Regions from separate parts of the Homo sapiens genome. Here region 2 is linked to region 1. A link is an interaction called in ENCODE POLR2A ChIA-PET data of the cell type or tissue named here. Cell type or tissue: B cell. All regions are shown on one strand. Each heading gives the region's core, and the rest is flanking DNA. Links, peaks and the distances in the headings are about the cores only. Region 1 overlaps TRAF3IP2 (TRAF3 interacting protein 2). Region 2 has its middle 10 kb from the start of REV3L.

The links. ChIA-PET counts read pairs that join two places held together with the same protein. Peaks named below come from ENCODE experiments on the same cell type or tissue, not always from the same donor. Only the 100,000 strongest peaks of a DNase experiment are listed, where the experiment ranks them.
Region 2: POLR2A ChIA-PET joins it to region 1 with 8 read pairs; 16 of 35 experiments call an interaction of 5 or more read pairs at or near these places.

Annotation. Positions count from the first base shown.
Region 1 is chr6:111,566,764-111,578,606 of GRCh38, forward strand. It overlaps TRAF3IP2 (TRAF3 interacting protein 2), which reads right to left. Exons shown (of 9, transcript NM_147686.4): 4 at 8,880-9,058; 5 at 6,132-6,220; 6 at 861-929. It also overlaps TRAF3IP2-AS1. Among named protein-coding and RNA genes, the nearest start is that of TRAF3IP2, 33 kb to the right of the region's middle. In B cell, for the core only: no CTCF peak of the experiment used is centred there; a DNase peak (open chromatin) is centred at 8,426; H3K27ac peaks cover 1,508 bases.
Region 2 is chr6:111,487,562-111,499,404 of GRCh38, forward strand. It overlaps TRAF3IP2-AS1 and the pseudogene LOC107986520. Among named protein-coding and RNA genes, the nearest start is that of REV3L, 10 kb to the left of the region's middle. RefSeq lists enhancers at 459-558, 569-618. In B cell, for the core only: no CTCF peak of the experiment used is centred there; no DNase peak of the experiment used is centred there.

The DNA.
Region 1 (11,843 bases), core at 4,433-8,432:
GAGGGGCTCTCTCAAATAGATGTGCTTTTGCCTACCATTTTCCACAACCATCACTAATAAACCTCTAATGAAAGCCCGAATCACTGAGTGAGTCTGTGTCGTGGCAAAAAGGCACTGCAACACCAACAGTAAGAAGCACCCTCCCTCCCTCCAGCTGGTTCTGAGCTGCCAGTCACTGCACTCGACTGCCCTGTCTTCTGCGTGTACACATTAGCACAGTCAGTAGGAACAGACCCTTCAGCACAAAGCAAACATCAGGCTGCAGACAAAAGGAAAAGTGCAACACCCCAGCCTGCTGAGACTCCCGTCCCCCACTGGCTCCCTCCAAAAGAAGCAGCCGACACGGACACGCTGGCAGCAATCAATTTCGATCTTGTTAAAGCACAACGTGTCCCAGTGGCCGGTATAGATTCTGTCAGTGGAGAACAAATCACGGGGCTGCACGTGGGCACCTCGGGGGTGGTGTGCTGTGCAGCCTGCGAGGCTGCCTAGGAAACCTCTTCAGCCCAATTCTACAAAACACTTGGGGTGGCCTCAGATTAAATTGAATTCTGCTGCTCTCTCCCCACTCTCCGCCTTCATTTCCTTCTTTCCTATTCTCGTCAAAAGATTGTTTCCTCTGATTGTTATCAACCACCTGTGTCTGGTTTGACCGTTATTTCCTGCCTGTGCATGTCCAAGAGGGCGACTCCGTCCTTCCTTTCCAAGTCTTTGCACGGCTTCCAACAAGGGAGGCTTTGTTGGGGCTTTCTCAGCTTCAGACTTAGGTGGGTATGCCAGGGTTTCTTTAATAAAACAACTTCATAAGCTCATTGTCTTTCTCACCAGAAAACAAACTCTGGTTTTTGGAATGTACTTACATCCCTAAGGTAGCGCTCCATCCATTTAATGATATCAATGCCTCGGATTCTATCCTCAAATATGTCAATCTGCAAAAAAAAAGATGTGGGAGTTGGCCCTTAATGAGAGGTTCTCTCAAGATGCAGAGCAGAAGAAAACACAATACTATATACATTTAAAGCTCCAAAACTTAACTAATGCTTTTTGCAAGAAGGAGCACATAGGTCTAAAAAACAAAATATAATTTTCTGAAAATATTCCCTATTTCAACATTAGTAGGCATTTAAGTAGTTAATGTTATGTCCATAATTAGGATATTGTGATACACATCAAAATATATCTATGGCTACACAATAATCAGGTTTTTAAAAATCTGAGGGACACGGTATACCACTAAGTTGGATATAAGCCAGCAATATACATATATTATATATCTGTAATTTAGACATTTGAAAGGCAAACATAATTCTGGAACATTTTAATGGATGTGTGGCATACAAGTAACTGAGATACAATTGTGGTGCTTTACTTGCATTAGTGAGGTCATTATTATGGTATTATGTACAGTTTCAATCTATATGTTTCAAAAGGATTGTATGAAACTTGGAGCAGAGCCAAGGAACAGTCACAAAAACAATTACTGAAACGGTAGGGAAGAGGTTTATGATGAAAGTCAGAAGTAGAACTCTTAGGCCTTGAAAAGACTGATATTTACTATCAGCATTCAAGTTTTTGAAGGGATATTTTAAAAGGAGAAAGATCAGTTATTTTTTATTTTATAAGAAACCAAATAAGAAGGCCCTTCTTGGGCTCAGGCTTATACTGCAGAGTGTGTGTGTGTGTGTGTGTGTGTGTGTGTGTGTGTGTGTGTGTGTGTGTGTGTGTGTACGTGCACGTGTGTGTTTACGAGATGCTCTTGATGGGAAGAGGGATTATATACTGGAATGGGTGACTCAGGGAGAGTGTCCCTGGGGAGGGGTTACGTGATTCAGCTGCACTGCTCCCAGATTACTTGTCCTAAATGTCATTCCAGGCCAGGCACGATGGCTCATGCCTATAATCCCAGCACTTGGGAGGCCGTGGCAGGCAGATCACTTGAAAAGCCATCCATGATCCATCCATGATCCAGCCTCGCCATCCATGATCCAGCCTCGCCTCTCTTTTCCTCACATATCCTGTCTACTTTACTCCCCACATTGGAGTCCCCTGTACCCTAAAGGCACAGCACAAACCCCCCTGCTCTGTGAATCCTTCCCACATGCCAATCTCCTCCTCTTCCTCACTTCACCTAACTCTACCCCATTGTGACCACTAATGATACTGGACAATTAACACGTATGATAACATTCTTTTATTCAGGACATGTTTCATTTATGTCTGCTGTGTCTCTTCAACCTGATGCTAAGCCTCCTACGGAAAGAGACCATGCCCTGTGTATACCGAACTATCACATACATAGAGTACAGAGTTCAGAATATGTGTCTTTACATGAAAAATGGAATGGCTGTTATTTTGGTTTAGATGACTCCTGTTTTCAAATGTGTGATGGCCAACGACTACTCTTGAGAACGCTTTTGTAGCTTTCTGAGACTGTGTCACTAATCCATTGCTATTATATGGGAGAGAAGCAATATAGTGTCAGGGTTGAGAAGAAACGGACAGCTTGGGTTCTGTCTTGGCTTTGCCACTTCCCACCTGCATGACTTTGGAAATGTTACTAAAACTCTCTAAATCTTATCTTCACTTGTAATATGTAGTTAATAAACTGACTTCCTACGGTGGTTGTGAGAACTAAAATGAGTTAACATGGAAAAGGCCTATCATAATGCCAGGCAGGAAATAAGCACTCAGTAAATGGTGATAATTGGCCGGGCGTGGTGGCTCACGCCTGTAATCCCAGCACTTTGGGAGGCTGAGGGGGGCAGATCACTTGAGGTTAGGAGTGTGAGACCAGCCTGGCAAACATGGTGAAAACCCGTCTCTACTAAAAATACAAAAAAAAATTAGCTGAGCTTGGTGGCAGGTGCCTGTAATCCCAGTTACTCAGGAGGCTCAGGCAGGAAAATTGCTTGAGCCTGGGAGGCAGAGGTTGCAGTGAGCCGAGATCGTGCCACTGCACCCTAGCCTGGGCAACAGAGCAAGACCCCGTCTCAAAAAAAATTAAATAAATAAAAAATAGTGATTATTGTTATTATCCAAGCACTCTAAATTATTCCCAGCTACTGTAGTGGACATCCTGGGTGGTGCAATGAGCTGGATATCTTCCATTTGTTTCTCCAAGTCTCTCCCAAAGTCCATAGCTCCTGTTATGATCATTCCTCCACACAGCTACTATTATGGGCTGAATTGTGTTCCCAAAATTCCTATGTTGAAGCCCTATCTCCCTACCCTACCTCAGAATGTGACTGTATTTGGAGACAGGACCTTTAAAGAAGTAATTAGGATAAAAAGAGGTGATATGTATGGGCCCTAATCCAACAGAACTGGTGTCCATAGAAGACGAGATTAGAACACAGACGTGTCCACACAGAGGAGAGACCATGTGAGGACAGAAGGAGAAGACAGCCTCAGGATGAAATGAACCCTGCTGAAACCTTGATCTTGGACTTCCAGACTCCAGAACTGTGAGAAAATAAATTTCTACGCTTAAGCCACCCAATCGGTAGTACTTTATAGGAATCCTAGCAAACTAATATAGCCATCCTCTTCATCTTCCAGTAAGAATTCCTTCTTTGACTCTTTAGACCTAGGGGCAGTAACAACTCCCTGCTTTTGCTAGTGCCAGAATACTGCACTATCCCCAATAAAATTGGACTCTCTAAAACCTACCCAAAGCTTTGTAATAGGCCCCTTATTACACTCTCCTTAAATTACTCATTAAGTGTTTCATTCCACTAAGGGGATCTAGATGTGTCAATAATAACTTAGCTGTCCAGGACCGGGCTCTGTGATTTCTACCACAAGTCTTCATAGAGATGAGGGTCAGGGACAGATTTAAATTCTGCCTATGTGGCCCCTGGTTGTGAAGATAAACAAACAAAACCTAAGCTCTCCTCCAGGGGCAATCAGTATGTGTCTTTGGAAATGACAAAAAGTAAGATCTTTTCTGAAATGCTGGCCTTATGTCTTAGTATTTATTTATATTACAGACCTGGTCTTGTTATATTGCCCAGGCTGGCCTCCAACTCCTGGGCTCAAGTGATCCTCCCACCTCTGCCTCCCAAGTAGCTGGGACTACAGGCACGCACCACCACACCCAGTGTAATTTGATTTTATGTCACAGTTGCCACAGTGCTTTCTTTTTTTCTTTTTTTTGGAGACAGAGTCTTGCTCTGTTGCCCAGGCTGGATTGGAGTGCAGTGGTGTGATGCCGGCTTACTACAACTTCCACCTCCCAGGTTCAAGCAATTCTTGTGCCTCAGCCTCCCAAGTAGCTGGGACTACAGGCGCACACCACCATGCCAACTTTTTTTTCTTTTTTTTTTTTTTTGAGACAGAGCCTTGCTCTGTCACCCAGGCTGGAGTGCAGTGGCGAGATCTCGGCTCACTGCAACCTTCACCTCCAGGGTTCAAGCAATTCTCCTGCCTCAGCCTCCCAAGTAGCTGGGACTACAGAAATGTGCCACCACACTCGGCTAATTTTTTTGTATTTTTTGTAGAGATAGGGTTTCACTATGTTGTCCAGGCTGGTCTTGAACTCCTGACCTCAGGTGATCTGCCCGCCTCAGCCTTACAGAGTGCTGGTATTACAGGTGTGAGCCACTGCGCCTGGCCATAGTTTGTATTTTAGTCGTGATGGGGTTTCCCCATGTTGCCTAGGCTCGTCCCGAACTCCTGAGCTCAGGCAATTTGTCTGCCTTGGCCTCCCAAAGTGCTAGGATTACAGGCATGAGCCACCACGCCTGGCTGCTATAGTGCTTTCTTATACCAGAAATGAGAAAGGGAAATATTAGTCTCTATATAATTATGGAGTTGGATTGTATAAGTTGTATGCATTTTTTAAAAAAGAACTTTCATTTTCATTTTTTAGAAAATTGTCTTGGCCGAGTGCAGTGACTCACACCTGTAATCCCAGCACTTTGGGAGGCCAAGGTTGGCAGATCATGAGGTCAGGAGTTCGAGACCAGCCTGGCCAACATAGTGAAACCCCATCTCTACTAAAAATACACACACAAAAAAATTAGCTGGGCATGGTGGTGGGCACCTGTAATCCTAGCTACTTGAGAGGCTGAACCTAGGAGGCAGAGGTTGCAGTGAGCCAAGATCACACCACTGCACACCAGCCCAGGCAACAGTTCTAGACTCTGTCTCAAAAAAAAAAAAAAAATTATCTTATAGAATAAAGAAAGCTTCAAATAAAAACTCCTGTTAAACAATACTAAATAACTTTTAAAATTGATATTTAGTTACTAAGTATCCCTCTTTACCCATAGACATTTATATTCATAGATATTTCCCTTAATTTTTCACCACTCTCTAGAATTCACTAGAAAAGGCCTAGAAGAGGGCTCTGGAAAGGAAAAGAAGTTATCTCAGTGTTTGAGGAAAGCCAGTCCCCTGAGTAGCATCATGTGGTACTTTATTTATCATAGAGAAAAATTTACATGGCTTTAAGCTGTACTGTGTCAAGGGACTGCAGGGGGACAGGGGCAGTGTGTGTTTCCTGAGATTTCTGGAGCCAAGATCACAGTGGGCTTGCAGGGCTGGGTGAGGTCAGCCTCCCCTGGAACTGGATTAGACCAGCCCCAAACCTGGCCAGTATCACCCATCCAGAAGCATCACTGCGTCAAGGTATGAAAATGGCAGCTGTGCGCAATGGGGGATTCAGGCTGCAGGATTCTACTTCAAACCTCATAACCCAGTGCAGAACAAAAGGTCCTTGTTAAATAAGCAGGTGACCATGGTGAAGCCTGCAGCTTCCTGCATCATGGGAAACTCAGACAAAGTGGGCATGATTGGTGAGAAAGGACAAAGGTACAAAGTGCAGCAAGAGCCCGGCGTTTCCTTCAGGCCAGGGGCCGCTGCATATGTGGTCAGCATTAGCACTGATCTTGCTGTTCAGAGGTACTTGGGGTCACTCAAACAGCATACAGGAAAAAAATGCTGGAGACTTCAGATAGCTTAAAATCTAGAAAATTATTACCTAAATCTATAAGCATTCAATGCATAATCACATAAATCAAATAATATCATTTAAAACACCAACAGCTATTACACTTTTTCTTCTGCTGCTTTTCTCTCCATTGTACTCACTATAACTGTTCAGTTATCTATTTGGACAAAATACTTACTGCAGTTTGGAAGCCATTTACCAACAAAAAGTTCACGAATTTCACCACCTCCATAGCTGTGTCCATCGAATAAGTGATAAAGACTTTCCCTAAGAGAAAATTTTTACATTTATTAGAAACTGATCAAATTATTCTATTGTAAACAAACTTCTAAATTATATGCAATATCTTTTGTCCTTCTAGAATAATAAGAGGAAACCTTGGGCTTGGGGTGCTCTAAGAGCTTATGCCTACGTTGTATGCTGTCCTCAGGGCACAGCTCCTCAGGCCCAAAATGCCAGTGGGTCTGTCCAAGGGAGTGCAGACTGCTCAGCGTGAATGGAAATCAGAGCGACAGAGGAGAGCACTGGCAGGCTCAGACAAGCCTAAGGAAATCCACCACCCAGAATCCGCGAGCCCTTAAGATCAGGCATGACTAGTTTCTTAGAGACACTTGGCACTGTGCCCAAGGAATACTCTCCCAGCAGGCAAAGAAGCTAAAACTTGCTAAGGGACCACCCAGCAGTGTCTTCTTTTGATCTCCTGATGCTCTCTGCTGCCCTGAAATCTCGCTCTTCTGACAATAGCAAGTGGGAGGAGAGTGAGAAACTGGTTCCCCGCTCCCTTCTTCCCCGCAATCCACTCACTTTTGCAGAAAGGCCAGCAAGTTTGGAGTAGACCAAAGCACAGCTCAGATATGTTAGTAAAAAAACACTTCAGCAGCTTGAAGAAGAGACACTGCCTCTGGGCAGTCCAACATCACAGACTCCATCACTCATCCCTGGGTCAGCTTAGAGCAGCAGACAGTACAGTTTGGATAAGCTTTACCCAGTCAGGATGAACCAGTGTTTTCTCAGGCTAAAGTCTTGGGGAAATTGTCTGACTAGCATTTTAATGTGAAAGCTGAATAATTACTTTGTGTTGGCTTTTAGTCTGGAATGGACCACTTAAATCTCAGGAAGCCCTTGGGGCAGAAGATGGAGAAGAAAGGGGGGCTGGAGAGAAAATACGAGTCTGTATCTACACTGAGGTTTTTTGAAACACACCTCCCAAATGGAAGTGTGTATAATGGTCATATTAACTCACTTAAGCAGCCAGATATATAGATGGCACTCAATTTTCTTCTGAACACCTAACATTCACCCAATTGTTACGTATTTGAGGACTTCCTTTATAGATTATGGTAAGATATATATGATCTATAGATTGATATCAGGACTATAATGTATGTGGGGCAGCATCTGTTCTCCAGAAATGCTCAAAATTAAAATGATTAAGATCTTAAGAAAGTGTTCAGAAATAAAATGTTTTGAATGAAAACAGCAATGAATCATTGTCATAGAGAGCTTTCAGAGTTGTCAATGACTAAACAGCACAGATCCCCCAAAAGGAATTAGCAGATGCAAAAGGCTTTGTTTCAGGTTTGGTTCAAAGAGGTTCCCAGATTTGGAAAATGCATATTAGAATTACCTGAGCTTCTCTAGCAAGCACATCATATAATAATTTCACAAGTAGTGGCTGTTTTCTTAAGATTTCTGGAAATTACTGTCCTGACTGACCTTAATATGAGAACATTTTGGTGATATTTCAACATTTCTGGTTCTGGCAGCAAAATGTGGAAAAAGAATCATCACCTTACGCTTAGTTGAATGTTTCTTTAAATAAAAGGCTTAGTTTGCATTTGGTTGTGATGCAGTATGGAGAATGTGAGACCGTTTTTTCCAAACAAGATTGCTCATTCCTACAGGAAATGACCTCATTCTTGATGGCTGCTGCTAACTTATGGTGAGATGCTGGGTCCCTGCCCAATACCACATGGACATCCAATCAATTTACCCAGGGACAAGTCCACTCAAGAGCATCATTTAGAAGAGGGAAAAGGCACTGGGGTTATTTGTTTTTGGAGTATGTGCTTAAGGAAATCTAGAGGTAAGCAGTTTTTGAGTGTTACTAGTGGTGTCAGAATCACTAAAAACATTCATACAAAATGCTGGTTACTTTTTAAGCAAAAAGCAAAAAAGTGCATTTTATTTTACTGTGTACATGAGAAATAGCTGAGGTTATGAGGCCAGGTACAGTGGCTCACGCCTGTAATCCTAGCACTTTGGGAGGCCAAGGCGGGTGGATCACTCGAATCCAGCAGTTTGAGACCAGCCTGGGCAACATGGCAAAACCCCGTCTCTAGTAAAAGTATAAGCAAATTAGCTGGTTGTGGTGGTATGCACCTGTAACCCCAGCTATTTGGGAGGCTGAGGTGGGAGAATCACCTGACCCCAGGAGGTTGAGGCTGCAGTTAGCCATGATCACACCACCGCACTCCCGCCTAGGCAACAGGAGTGAGACCCTGTCTTAAAAAAAAGGAAAATCTTCGAGATTAGGGACGAGTGATCATCCAGCCATCACAAAGTATAAGACCTCACAAGAAGAAGGAGTGGCCGGGTGCGGTGGCTCACATCTGTAATCCCAGCACTGTGGGAGGCCGAGGCAGGTGGATCACGAGGTGAAGAGATCGAGACCATCCTGGCCAACATGGGGAAACCCCGTCTCTACTAAAAATACAAAAAATTAGCTGGGTGTGGTAGTGGGCACCTGTAGTCCCAGCTACTCGGGAGGCTGAGGCAGGAGAATGGGGTGAACCTGGGAGGCGGAGCTTGCAGTGAGCTGAGATCGCACCACTGCACTCCAGCCTGGGCAACAGAGCGAGACTCCGTCTCAAAAAAAAAAAAAAAAAAAAAGAGGAAGGAGAGAACAATGTTGCAAACAACTTACGCAATTCTTCTGGCAAATTGCTTGTTTTTAGAGTTCCTCTGGCTGGAGGGTTGCTAGGGGGTCTAGGCACAGCAGCTGGGGACGGAGGCTGGGGAACCTGTGGTCTCAGCTCTGCAGGGCACTCCAAGGACTCCCCAGGAGCACCAGCTCTATTAGGTGGCTGGTGATGTGGCTGGTCCCTAGAAAGGAATACATTTACAGTCAATTTTCATTCTTTACAAAGGCAAACCTTCAGGGACAGAAAGACTTTTAGAACTATGGGAAGATCCCAGTGGGCTCTCTCTCCTCTGCCTCTATTTCTTAACTGAGACAGAAGGAAGAGGGGAGCTCCATGGAGTTGTAGTCAATAAGCGTTTCAGCTGGCTGCCACATGTGAGGGCCTGTGCTCTGACTCCAAAGAGGGAAGCAGGATTTGATTTCTCTATTCAAGATTTGTTTAATTGGAAAAACAAGTCTCATGCACAGGGCAGACAAGGTCACCAACAAAACAAAGTAGTATGACAGGTGACACAGATGGTTGATGTTATAGGCATTCAGATAAAAAGACATGACTTTTAGCTCATAATAGGTAACATTTAATTATGTATCAAAAGGTAAAGAGGGCCATGTAGATTTAGAAGTATTTGTACTGTTGACATATAAATGGAAATCTGATTTTGAAGACCCTTTAAAGAAGTTGCTACCATATTAGATAGCATCTTTATTATTTTCGTTGCCAGTATTCCCACGAGCATTCTGCTGAGATGAACAATCAGATGACCTCGTGTGAGATTTGGAGGAGAGAAGGAAATGGAGAGCATGCGTCTGCCGCTTCTGTGGTTTCTGTCGGTAAGCACAGTGATGAGGTGCTGAGTTTTCCCCAGAAGGCCTCCCAGTGTCCTATTACCAGCTTCACAAGCGTCGAGGGCAGGGCATGGGCATCTATTGTTCACCAGTGGAGATCTATCTGGCACAGAACCGATCCAACCATTGCAGTGGTCACAGCGGTGTTGGCTTTCTGATTCTCAACCTTCCTGACCGCCAGAGGAGACAGCCTCTTTGGTGGCCCTGTTCTGTGGTATTGTGCTAACCGGTGGTGGGACTAAAACTGTCTCTATAATGTTTTATTTCTTAAAAAAAAATTCTGAAGCAAATGTGACAATATGTTAACATTCTTAAAATCTGGGTAGTGGGAACATGGATGTTGTTATTTGTGGTGTGTTTGAAATTGTGTCATATTATAAATTTTAAAAAAATGTTTTGACTACAAAATCTCTATGTATATGCCCAGTTTTTGTAGATTGTTGCTTACGCTTTTCATATTTTTACCCAAGGAGTAATCAGGAATTCTAAAAGTCTTATGTAACAGGATTTAAAATAAAATTACACAGAATCTCAACTGTACTATATTTTGAAAATATGAATGATTAAGATTATTTTTTATATTTTTATTAATATAGAGAAAATAATTTCTATAAAATATGCTTTCAGCTAATGGGGGATCCCATTCCATATTTTTTTCTTTTTCTTTTTTTTTTTTATTTCTCCAAGAAAAACTCATTCCAGTTCTTTTGCATTAAATTCTCTTATACCAAAAAAATTGTTTCAAAAGTTGCTTAGTTGTTATAGAAGATGATTGCTTATATGATAAAGAAATGTTAAGGCCTTGATAATATTCAAAAGCTTCTGTATAAAAACAATACCATGGAAATTAATGACAGAGTAAACTTTCTGAATTAAAGTTCTCTTTCAAACTATGAGTAAGAGGAGAATTAGCTGGCTTCTTTTTTCTTTTTTTTGAGGCAGGGTCTTGCTCTGTCACCCAGGCTCAATCACAGCTCACTGCAGCCTTGACCTCCTGGGCTCAGGTGATTTTCCCACCTTAGCCTCCTGAGTAGCTGGGACCACAGGCATGAGCCACCACACCTGGCTAATTTTTGTATTATTTTGGTAGAGATGGGATTTCGCCATGTTGCCCAAGCTGGTCACAAACTTCCTGCCTTGGCCTCCCAAAGTGCTGGGATTACAGGCATGAGCCACTATGCCCAACCTCAGTTGGATGGGTTTGTGTGTATGTGTGTGTGTGTTTTGTTTGTTTTTTAGTTTTTGAGACAGAGTCTCACTCTGTCACCCAGGCTGGAGTGCAGTGGCACAATCACGGCTCACTGCAGCCATGACCTCTTGTGCTCAGGCAGTTCTCCTGCCTCAGCCTCCTTAGTAGCTGGAACCACAGGTATGTGCCACCACACCCGGCTAATTTTTGTATTTTTTTGTAGAGATGGGTTTTCGCTATGTTGCCCAGGCTGGTCTCAAATTCCTGGGCTCAAACAATCCACCCACCTCTGCCTCCCAAAGTGCTGGGATTACAGGTGTGAGCCACCAAGCCCAGCCTAGCTCCTCTACCTGAACTTATTTTTCATTATCCTAAAGTGATAAAATAGATCAAGAAGATCAGAACAGGCTTAAATTGATGCTATAAAACCAATTACTCTGTATTATCTTTGCAACTCTTTTGTAAGTCTAAAATTGTTTGAAAATAAAAGTTTATTTTAAAAATTACTATTCTCTTTCCTATTCAACACAAAACTTATTTCATAAAGATGCTTACATTTTGTTTATTTCCCTGGAATTTTAGATATTTCTTCTGTTAGAGTGCCTATCCTGCTATAAAATCACATTTTACCTAATTCCATTGTTTAAACTCCATGTATTTATGGTTTAGAAAAATAAGGGATCTGGCCCAGCACGGTGGCTAACACCCGTAATCCCAGCACTTTGGGAGGCTGATGTGGGTGGATCACTTGAGGCCAGGAGTTTGAAACCAGCCTGGGCAACAAAGTGAGACCCCTTCTCTGCAAAAAATAAAAAAATTAGCTGGGTGTGGTAGCGGGCGTCTGTAGTTCCAGCTACTCTTGGGAGGCTGAGGTTGGAAGATGGCTTGAGTGCAGGAGGCGAAGGTTTCAGTGAGTCGAGATCTCGCCACTG
Region 2 (11,843 bases), core at 3,343-7,342, 80 kb before region 1:
GAATTTTACCATTCATCTTTATATTGTGTAATGCCGTTTTAAAATGCAAATATAAGAGCATTTCAATTGTATGTGGAATCACCAAAATTATACAATTCATAGCTTGTAAATGCATATGTATTTTGTGCTATCAGAGCAGTGTAAACTCTGCACAAAACAAAACTATTTTTGTTTTCCTTCTTGATATGCACACATTCTACCAACATTCTCCATCTTCTGCTTACTGATGAGTAAGGAAGGATGAAAGGAAAGGGAGTGCTGAGTTGCCCTACTTTCCCTTTCATTCTTTGTCATCATTTTTTGTGTAAATGGTTGGCTAATAGTGGTAAGTAACACATGAGTAAGGAAGGATGTGATGTAATCACTTGTGTTTCTTAAAGATGCTGTTGCCTTCTTTCTGCACCTGAAGCAAGTTCGGATTTGAATGAAAAGTGTAGCCTCTTGGAACTGTCTATGCCTCCACTAACTCAGTCATAGATGTTACATGCTTGTTTTGTATTAACTTTGTTACTCTCTTGAGTTCCTGCACCTCATAGGTCCACCAGAATCCTTTGTCATGAGGCATCATGGAGACCATATGCAAATAGAACGGCAAGGAAGAAAGGATACATACCTCTGCTTGCATATTATGCTCTGCTATACCACTGGACTTACAAAACAGATAGTCAAACATAAAAGTATTACAATTTTCAAGACAGTGACTACAGAGCATTAAACCAAGCACTGGGCCCTGTGTGACTATACTTGTCGCATGTTCATGAAGTTGATGGCTCTGAGCGCTTGGGTTTCTCAAATGGGGCTTCTGGCATTTTTGGTGAAACAGTTTTTCATTGTGCAGGACATTTAACATCCCTGGCCCCCATGCACTACATGCCACTGTAACAATAAAAAATTCCCCATGTATTTCTAAATGTCCCCAAAGAGGAGTTGCTGCTCTCCACTAAACTCCTAGAGTGACCTCCACTGTGTACAGCTATGAACCATGAGCACTACAGAGTTGAGTTAAAAAGGATTTCAAATTCTCATATCCCGGAAAGCAGAATTATGATGACTTTTTTCGTATTGTCAAATAAATAATACCACCTACATTGATGATGAAACAAATATTTGAGATAACAATTTAAAGGTGGTTAGTGGGTTCTATGTGTCACATGTAAATGGTAGTTGACTCCAGATAGATGGCAATTTCTGATAGTTTAAAAAAAAAAAGAAAAGAGCAGAGCACCACAGAAAAGCAAAGAGAACCATCTTACCTTCATTATCTTCATCAGGTAGCCCCCAGGAAAAACTAAGAAAGTTGTCATAATAAGATATGCTACTCTTATTACATTGGATTTGGAATTTAGTTTTATCATATCTATTTTTTTTTAAGGTATAGTTCTTCATTTAAGAATATTAACTGTCAGGGCCAGGCACAGTGGCTCAACTCTGTAATCACAGCACTTTGGGAGACCAATGCGGGAGGATTGCCTGAGCCCAGGAGTTCGAGACCAGGCTGGGCAACGTGGCAAAAATCCATCTCTACCAGAAATACAAAAATTAGCTGGGTGCGATGGTGCATGCCTGTAGTCCCAGCTACTTGGGGGCTGAGGTGGAAGGATAGCTTGAGCTTGGGGAGGTCAAGGCTGCAGTGAGCCTTGAGCCTCATGAGCATAGGATTCTGGTGGACCTATGAGGTGCGAGAACTCAAAAGAGTAATAAAGTTAATATAAGACAAACGTACATCTATGACTGAGTTAGTGGAGTCATAGTGTTGCCACTGTACTGCAGCCTGGGCAACAGAGTGAGACCCTGTCTCAAAAAAAAAAAAAAAATCATTTCATCAAAAGTGAATTCATTAAAAAAGTGTACCAAGAATACATTCATTGGCCAGGCACGATGGCTCACACCTGTAATCCCAGCACTTTGGGAGGCAGAGGTGGGAGGATTGCTTGAGCCCAGGAGTTTAAGACCAGCCTAGGCAACATGGTGAAACCCTGTGGGACTGAGAGGCTGCTTGGTTGAGAGGTGGGAGGATCACTTGAGCCCGAGAGGTCAAGGTTGCCGCACCACTGCACTCCAGCCTGGGTGGTAGAGCAAGATCATGTCTCAAAAAAAAAAAAAAAAAAAGAATACATTCATTAAATATATTGAGGTGAATATTCTCTAAAACAAGTATTTGGTAAATATAGCAAACTGATTCGTTGGCAAATTACCTTTTAGCAAATTGGACTGCTTTCCATCCCTATTAGGGATATTATAAGGATTAAATGAAGTATTGCCAAAAATACTTAGCACAATCTGAATACACTTTAGCTGTAATCCCCCCCGCCAACATTCATACTTCAAGTCCTGCCTATTCTTTCTCCTGAATATTCCCCATTTTTGTCCACAGAATCATTGTCCTTTTGTAGCCTTTCACTAGCTTTAGGTATACTATTGCAGTAGTCACTTGATTGGTCTCTTGGCTTATTCCCCACTAATTTTATTTTCTACTGTACTGCAAGGGTGATCTGTGTACCACATAAATTTTAAGTTATCGTCTATGTCAAATTATCATCTATTGCCATAAAAACAGTGTTTATGGCATACCAACTTCATGATTTGGCCTAGATAGATATTCGGCTTCATACCTTTTCACCTTTTCCATTTATCTTCTAGCACCTCTGAGGTATTATAGCTTCGTAAACATGCCATTCTTTTTGAAAAACTATCAAATCTCTGTGCATTTGCCTTTCTAACTGGCATAGTACATTTTCCCTTCTTGCCTCCTGGCAAAATTCTTATTTATCTTTCAAGTTTTAGCTCAAATGCCACTTCCTTGTAAAGGTTTCCCTGATTTCCTCAAACAGATTTAGGTGTTATTTCTAGCCTTCCACTTCTCTTTGTATGTGCTTCTATTATAATGCTTATATTATTGTAGTTGTTTGTTAGTCTGTCAGTTTAATAGACTGTTATCTTCTTGAAGGAGCAGACCATATCTTTTCATCTTTTATATACTAGATCCAAGTATAATGCCTAGAATATAAGTTATCAACATTTATTGAATTAAAAAAATTTAAAAATCTGTTTACAACTCTCTCTACTGCCTGCCCAACACCCCTCCGTTACATATCAGTAAGCTAAGGTCCAAAGAAATAAAGCTGTTTAGTGGGAACTCATGCCTCCAAACTCTAGATTTATTACTTTTACTCCTATACTTAGAGAATCTTCTGAGCTGCGGCTATGTAAGTAGTCATTTCTATGGTAAGAAAGACTGTCTTGTCACTGTTTTTTCATTCATCTTTAAGGAGAAGGTAGAAGGGCATAGTGATTTGACAAGAGTGGCAGTATTTTCTTTCTTATTCAATCATTTAGATACTTTGTTTTCTAGTAAATTTGGTAGAGTTCAAGCTAAATTTTTTTTTTTTTTTTTTTTTTTTTTTAGAAATTATTTTAATAGAGATGAGGTCTCACTATATTGCCCAAGCTGGTCTCGAACTCCTGGGCTCAAGCGATCTTCCTGCCTCAGCCTCCCAAAGTGCTGAGATAACAGGTATGAGCCACCATGCCCTGCGAAATTATTCTTTTTGAGACAGAGTGAGACTCTGTCACCCAGGCTGGGGTGCAGTGACCCAATCTCAACTCACTGCAGTCTTGACTTCCCAGGCTCAAGCAATCCTCCCACCTCAGCCTCCTGAGTAGCTGGGACTACAGGCGTGCACCTCTACACCCAGCTATTTTTCATATTTTTTTGGAGACAGGGTTTCACTATATTGCCCAGGCTGGTCTCGAACTCCTGAGCTCAAGTGATCTGCCTGCCTTGGCCTCCCAAAGTGCTGGGATTACAGGTGTGAGCCATGGCGCCCAGCCTCAAGCTAAATTATTCTTTGTGTCATCCCTTTTCTTTCCTTCACTTTCAGATAACTCAGTTTTCTTAACTACTGTAGGGCAAATGTCTGAGTCATTTAGTTCAGTGTTCCTCAACCAGGGGTGATTTTTGCCGCCCTAGGGGACATTTGGCAAAATATCTGGAGGCATTTTTGATTATCACATCTTACAATGCATAGGGCAGCCCCTGCAGCGCAAAGAATTATCAGGTCCAAAGTGTCAATAGTGCAGGTGTTGAAAAACCCTGGCCTAGTTTAAAGTAAATTTGTACCCAGCCCTTCATCCAGTCTCTTGCCTTTATGAAACCATGATGGAAAAGAAACTCATTCCCTTTCAGAGGCATTTGGAAGGCCTAAGTAAGTACGGCAAACTTTGGAGTCAATTGCATCAACCATACAAAGTCCCAAAAGGCTTTATATGCAGGTTTCTGCAATTTCTCCATAGAACCTTCCTGGGTACAAGGTAGGCACATAAATATTTGTTGCCTAAATGAATAATAATAAAATAATTCTTGGCTAAAAGACATATTTTATTTCTTTCTCTTTAAACCAAAGTCAGATTTATCATGTGGTGAGAGATGAATTTCCTGAACAGAGATCTCTCTATTCATTTTAACCAATTAATTTACTCAGTTACTCAGAGAAGCAAAACTTTTCTGAAACAACTTCCACTTCCATAAGTTAGCAGTAATAGTCTTAAGGAAGGAATTGATAGCCTATAAATTAAAGATGATGTTTGAGGAACAAGAAATAAAAGAAACTTTCAGAATAGAGTAATATTAGAACTGATGCCTGAGCTTTCCAGGACCCTCATTTAAATTACATATCCAGAATTGATATTGGAGCATTTCCAATGGATTATATTATAGATAGGCAGGAGGAGACCAAACACACATAGAGTAAGGATAGATAAAATTCCCAATTTAAATAATTAAGATGCAAAATCTCAGAAGCTAGGTATCTATTTGGATCAACATATCTCAGGGTAGTTTCCCCTGGCCCCAAAGTTTATTGCATTTTAATATTCACAGTGTAAATCACATTCCAGAAAAACTCCCACTAAAAAGCTTTTTACTGAGACTGGGCAGGGTGGCTCATGCCTGTAATCCCAGTACTTTGGAAGACCAAGGTGAGATTATTGCTTGAGCCCAGAAGTTTGAGACCAGCTTGGGCAACATAGTGAGACCTTGTCGCTACAAAAAATTAACAATTAGCCAGGCGTGGTGATGTATGCCTGTAGTCCCACTTACTCAGGAGGCTGAGGCAGGAGGATCACTGGAGCCTAGGAAGTTGAAGCTGCAGTGAGCCATGATCACCACTGCACTCCAGCCTGGGTCACAGAGCAAGACCCTGTCTCAAAAAACACACACACAGAAAACTTTGTTATTGACACTGGATTCTCCTAGATTTTGCTTTATTTTACATCCTCATTCCAGAGGCCAGAAAAGACTACTTATTCTCAGATGTGTAAATATAGATAAGTCCTTCTGTTTCTTCATTTTCTCAATAAAATGTATTTTTCCAATTTTAAAAGTTTTTAAATGCATAGCATGGAAAACATGGAGGACAATAAAGAAAAATATAGAACATTCAGTCTCACCCAGTGGAAGTCATGATTAACATTCTAGTCCATTCTGTTTCTAGAAAATTTTTCTGTAAATATATTACATAGAGAAAATAATGTCCTAGTTTTTTCACTTTGCATCATAACAAGCATTTTCCATGTAAATTAAAACTCTTCATATACATTGTTTTAATGGCTGCAAAATATGCTGTGTTGTGGACATATGATAATTTACCTAACCATTTTCCCACTGTTGGCCAACAACAGAATGGTTCAAATTTTACATTATCTTGTATATCACACTGAGCATTTTTAGGCTGAAAATTTTGCTCCATTTTGGATCCTATCCTGAATTTTTCAAGGAACTTACTTTCTAGTTCACTATTTGATATCACCAGTTCTTGGTACATACCATGTTCTTTCTACACAGAAGAGAGAATTGCATGTGATACTCATTCTGCCTGGTTTGCTCTTCCTTTCCCTGTCTCTTTTTGCCAAGTTAACCCACTCTTTTCTTTCTTAAAGATTTCAGTAAGTAGGAGTAGAGACCTTCCTGTGTCAGTACTTAGTCAAAATATAAAATTGGAATAGGAAGAAGATTTTTTAATAGAGGTTTTTTTGTTGTTTGCTTTTTTTACTTGAAGTTCCGGGATACATGTGCAGAATGTGCAGGTTTGTTACTTAGGTATACATGTGCCATGGTGGTTTGCTGCACCTATCAACCCATCATCTAGCTTTTAAGCCCCGCATGCATTAGGTATTTGTCCTAATGCTCTCCCTCCCCTTGTCCCCCACCCCCCAACAGGCCCCGGTGTGTGTTGTTCCCCTCCTTGTGTCCATGTGTTTTCGTTGTTAATAGAGGTTTCAAAGATTATAATTACACCAGCTTAACTGTTATCTCTTCACTCAGTCACCTATTTATTTAATTTAATTAATTTATTTATTTATTTATTTATTTATTTATTTTTGAGACAGAGTCTCACTCTGTCACCCAGGCTAGAGTGCAGTTGCACATTCTTGGCTCACTGCAACCTCTGCCTCCCGAGTTCAAGCGATTCTCCTGCCTCAGCCTCCCAGATAGCTGGGATTACAGGTGCCCGCCACCACACCCAGCTAATTTTTGTATTTTTAGTAGAGACGGGGTTTCACCATGTTTGGCCAGTGTAGTCTCAAATTCCTGACCTCAGGTGATCTGCCCGCCTCGGCCTCCCAAAGTGCTGGGATTACAGGCACGAGCCACCATGCCTGGCCCAGTCGCCTATATTAAACATGCATTTTATTGCTCAATTCTAAGCTTTTTGTATTATTTTAACTTTTTATTAACTCACTGATATTTATAAAATTCTATGTTAAACGATGTGGTTGATTTTTTTTTTTTAAGAGTAAGACATGGTCCTGGACTCCAGTATTATGTAATTGACCAATAAACTGTAAGTTTCTTGACATTAGGAATCATATTCTACATTTCCTTTTTTCTTTTAAGACAGGGTCTTGCTTTGTTGCCCAGGCTGGAGTGCGGTGGTGCAATCACACTTCACTGCAGCCTTGACCTCCTGGGCCTAAGCGATCCTCTCACCTCAGCCTCCTAAGTAACCGGGGCCACAGACGTGCGCTACTGCTCCTGGCGAATTTTTTTTTTTTTTTTTTTTTTTTTTTTTTTTTTTGAGAATGATTCTTGCTCTGTCACCCAGGCTGGAGTGCAGTGGTGCGATCTTGGCTCACTGCAAGCTCTGCCTCCCGGGTTCACACCATTCTCCTGCCTCAGCCTCCTGAGTAGCTGGGACTATGGGCTCCTGCCACCAGTTTTTTTATTTTTGTAGAGATGGAGTCTCCCAATGTTGCCCAGGCTGGTCTTAAACTCCTAGGCTCAAGGGATCCTCCCAGCTGGGCCTCCCAAAGTGCTGGGATGATAGGCATGAACCACCATTCCCAGCCCATTTCCTTTTTCCCTTTGCACAGTACCAGATATATGGTTGGTACTGCAGAAATAATTTCCCCCTGCCCTCTACATTGATCATTTGATGACCAAATAGTGTCCGTCTAGCCACTTATTTATGATTTGTACAAAACATTCCGCTTTCTGAGGTAGACAGTGATATTCTGAAGCCATCAGTAAGAGTAATTTTCAGTTTGTTGAAAGTGAACATTCTTTGTGTAAAGGTCAGCCTGTCAGGAAATAGCATGCTACTCTGTTCTTTTAAGATTATTTTTAAAACCTTTGAATATGTGTGTTTTTACACTTTAAAAAAAAAAAAGTAGTGAGAAACTATACCTAGTGGTCTCACCAGATGTTTTCAAATCAGAACTGGGGCAATCTAGTTGTAATTTATTTTCACAAATTTATGAGAATAAGAGCTGATATTTTTCTTGCTTGAATTAGCAGGTAATTTCATTCTCCATTCCTCTTTAGTGGGGAAAATCTAGCCTTTGGATGAAAATGTGAACCAGAGGTTCTTGCCAAGTCTGCAAAGCAGTATAAAGATTAGTTTTATGAATGAAGGAAAACACTACTCATTTTTCTTAGGAGGCTGCTTACTTCTGCATTTGTATAACATGTTTTTAGACTGAAAGCTCATAGAGAAAAGAGAAGGATCCTCATTCTAGAATATCTGCTCCCCTGTACTTAGCATATTCATAGTCTTTCAAGACTTAATTTATTAAAGATGTTAAAGACTTTGACACTTGGCTTACAGTCTTTCTCCTTCACCTGAATTCCTGCCCTCATCCTGAGTAAATTCATCACCCAAGTAGACAGCCCATCTAATACTGTTGGGAAGGGAAGGTTATACCGTGTTATGGATTAATCTCTACCTTATGCCAAAGTATGGTGTTATAATTCTCCTTTGCATACCCAAAATTAACAATAGGCTGAATCATTTGATTATCATTCCCTTTGACTCTAACATAGCTTTTATCCTTTCCTGTTTTGCTTTACAGTTTTGGGTCTAGTTCATCTGATAAGGTACATTTCTAATATTTTTTAAAATTAATATTTATTCAATCAAAAAGAGCATGTCTTAGACATCATGGGATGAAATGATAACTGAAGGAAAATAACTCCTAAAAATAGTCACCCTATTTAAAGAGGCTTTTGTAAATCAAAGTAGTCTCTAGTTGTAATTCAGGGCCAGAGGTCTTAGGCCCAGGTCCCTTGAGTTTTTTCATTCTTGAGTTTCCCAGCTTCTCCCTTCTGCTCTCAAAGATTGTCTAAAAACATACCCCTTTTTTCCCCTGTAGTAGCAGGGAAAACAGCACTATTCGGGTGGGGAATAGTGATGGGGCTTATTGGTATATATAGGTCATTTATTGAATAATAGTAGAGCATTCTGGTGTTTAAACTCTGCAGCCCAATTTCCCTACTTACCTGCTCCATAACTTGGGCAAATTACTTTCTGTGCCTCATTTTTCCTGTCTGTAATAAACAGATAATAATAGTAGTACCTACCTCTTAGTGTTGTTGTGAAGATTGAATTACATATATTAAATGAGTTAACACCTTAGACTGCTAAGCACTCAATAACAGTAAGCTATTCACAATTTAGAGGCAGCTTCTCCATTTCCTAAAATATACTTATTCATCAAGAAGAATGATGTAATAGTGAAAGGTAGGAGTTTTAAAAATTCCGTTGATTGGATGTAAAAAGTAGATTCTTAGAATTTCAAATAACCCAAGAAATTATTTATACCATTGGTTCTTAACCAGTAATATGCATCAGAATCATTTATGAGACGTTGTAAAGATACATTTATCTAGGCCCTTTCTTCTCATATCTACCAAGTCAGAATGCCCACAGGCAATTCCAGTGCAGTCTTCCTGTCAAGACCATTGAAATAATCCAAGTCTTTAGATTTTATAATGAAGAAATTGAGACTCAGAGAAAGTAAATGACTTGCCTAAGACCCCATAGAGTAAGTGAGATCCAGGTTACCTACCTCCTTGGTAAGCGATCTTCCTATTCTTCTGTGTTGCCACCAAATATATTAACTTTTAAAGAACCTAATATGAGAACTTATCCTTCTGTCAGTTATATCAGGAAGAATAATATAGGCTTTAAAACTTACTTCATTCAGCATTTAAATCAAAATAACAAAATTCCGGCCAGGTATGGTGGCTTACATCTGTAATCTCAGCACTTTGGGAGGCTGAGGTGGGAGAATCCCTTGAAGCCAGGAGTTTGAGACCAGCCTGGACAACATAGTGAGACTCTATCTCCATAAATAATAATAAAAAAACTAGCCAGGTGTGGTGGTGTGCACCTGTGGTCCCAGCTACTGGGGAGGCTGAGGTGGAAGGATTGCTTGAGCCCAGGAGATCAAGGCTGCAGTGAGCCATGATCACACCGCTGCACTCCAGCCTGGGAAACAGAGTGAGATCGTGTCAAAAAAAAATTTTTTTTTAATTTTTACAATTTATTCAGAGGACTATTGCACCTGTACAGAAGAACTTAAAGTGAATTTTGCTGTCTTTTTCATGAGGACATTAGTCTTTGCCACAATGCTTACTACTAATGAGTACAAGAAAACGCTGTGTGGGACAGAGTTGCTCGATCCAACCTCACAGATTGACAGGCAAACAAATGTTTTATAGGGCAAGGTAGCTGTTGGAATTAAACTTTTTAGGATTTTTGATAACAGAATATGTACTTCTCATAATTAGGGTTTTTTAAACATTTTTAAGGATTTTTAAACTTTTATAAAATCTCAGAATTTTCTAGTCTGTGAACAGTTCATGTAGAAAAATCAGTGGTTATTATGTACACTGTTATTGCAGCTTCGCTGAAAGATTAAAAATCTAAAAAATACAGTAAAAATAAGTTCTGAGTTTTTGTATTGATGTTGGGTGCTGTGATGTTATCTCTTTTAAAATGTGTTTTTCTTTTTCCATAATATAAAGGAATCAAAAAATACAACTTGTATGTGAACTTGTGCAAATGTGTGAAACAAATTAAGGTGACAGGGCAGAAGCAACAAAATGAAGCTCAAATGAAATCCACCTCTCAAAGCAGGTTCTATTTAATTTCTCTATATTTGCTATTATAAATTTTTTATTTTCATATATGTGTTTCTTTGCTAGAGATGATAATTGGATGCCAACCTAACTTCCAATTTTTAGGTGATTATTTTACCAACAAACCACTCACCTTGATGAGTGCACTGCATGGCCCCCGCTCCAAAGTCCACCATTCAGATCCTCATCAATATGTTATGACGACTGTTGCCTTTACTGTGTCTCTGCCTGATTCCATACCCTTTGCTCTACATTTCATCTCAGGTTCTGTCTTTTGGACCTTTTCACTTGATGCTTGTTCCTGGCATTTGAATCTCCATTCAACCTGATGATCTTTGATTTAGACTCACCATCCAGTTCCAAGCTGCCAGGATTTATTACCCTCTGATTTCAGCAGCTCAGAAATCCCTGGCACAGTCACAGGCTGGCTACCTCAAGGGACCAGCCCCAAACACTAGTGCTGTATTATAAACATCCATTTATTCATCTTTTTAACAGATTTTACTTATTGCCCACTATGTATAAGGCACTACAGAAGTTTCTGGGGATATAGAAGATTAGTGGCAGAAAGCTCTTAAGTCTCTTAAAATCTGGTAGGACAAATAATACAACTACATAATTATAATTTAAGATAGTATGTGTTCAACTACTAGAAGTTATATATACGAACAGGACAGTAATTAACAAAAGCTTCAAATAGATCCTTAAGTAATTAAGGAGCATAGGGTACGAGGATACGTTACCAATAACCTAGAGTGGTAGGTCACTGACAGGTGGCATCTTAACTAGATTTTGACGGTAAGATAGGGGAGACATCATGGAAGACAGATACTACAAAAACTGGAACCAACAAGAACAGGAAAAATGTTATGTTAAACCTTATTTATCCAGACTGACAGTGTAATGAGGAGTGGAAGAAAGCTTAGAAAAATTGGTTAGAACCAAGTTCTGGAAGGCTTTGAATGGTGAAGAGTTTAGAGTTGGCGAGCATGTATTGGACAGTCAGAAGGTTTTGAGCAGGAAATGAAATGATAATTGGCTTGATTTAGCAGTGGTATGTAGGAAGGATTTGGTGGTGAGGTGATATGCAGGCAGAGACTGTAAGCTAGTAATTTAAAGTAGGGGAGGGTCTGGAGATGACTTTCTTCATGTCATTAAATCTTGTTATTTGTGAGGTGCTGAGCTAGGTGCTGGGGAAAGAGTGAGAACTAGATCCTTGCCATGAGGGAGTTTTCAGTCTAGTGAGAGACTTGATATCTTAAAGCCTCCTTGAGGGGTCTCTATCCAAAATTTGGTACTCTGCTTCTGACTCTTGCCTGATTACTAGGTGATTAGATCCTCAGTTTACAATGGGCTGTGTTTCCTACCCTCTCAAACTGCTTTTCCATTTTTTGTGTCAGCTAAGGCAAAAATATTGCAACCA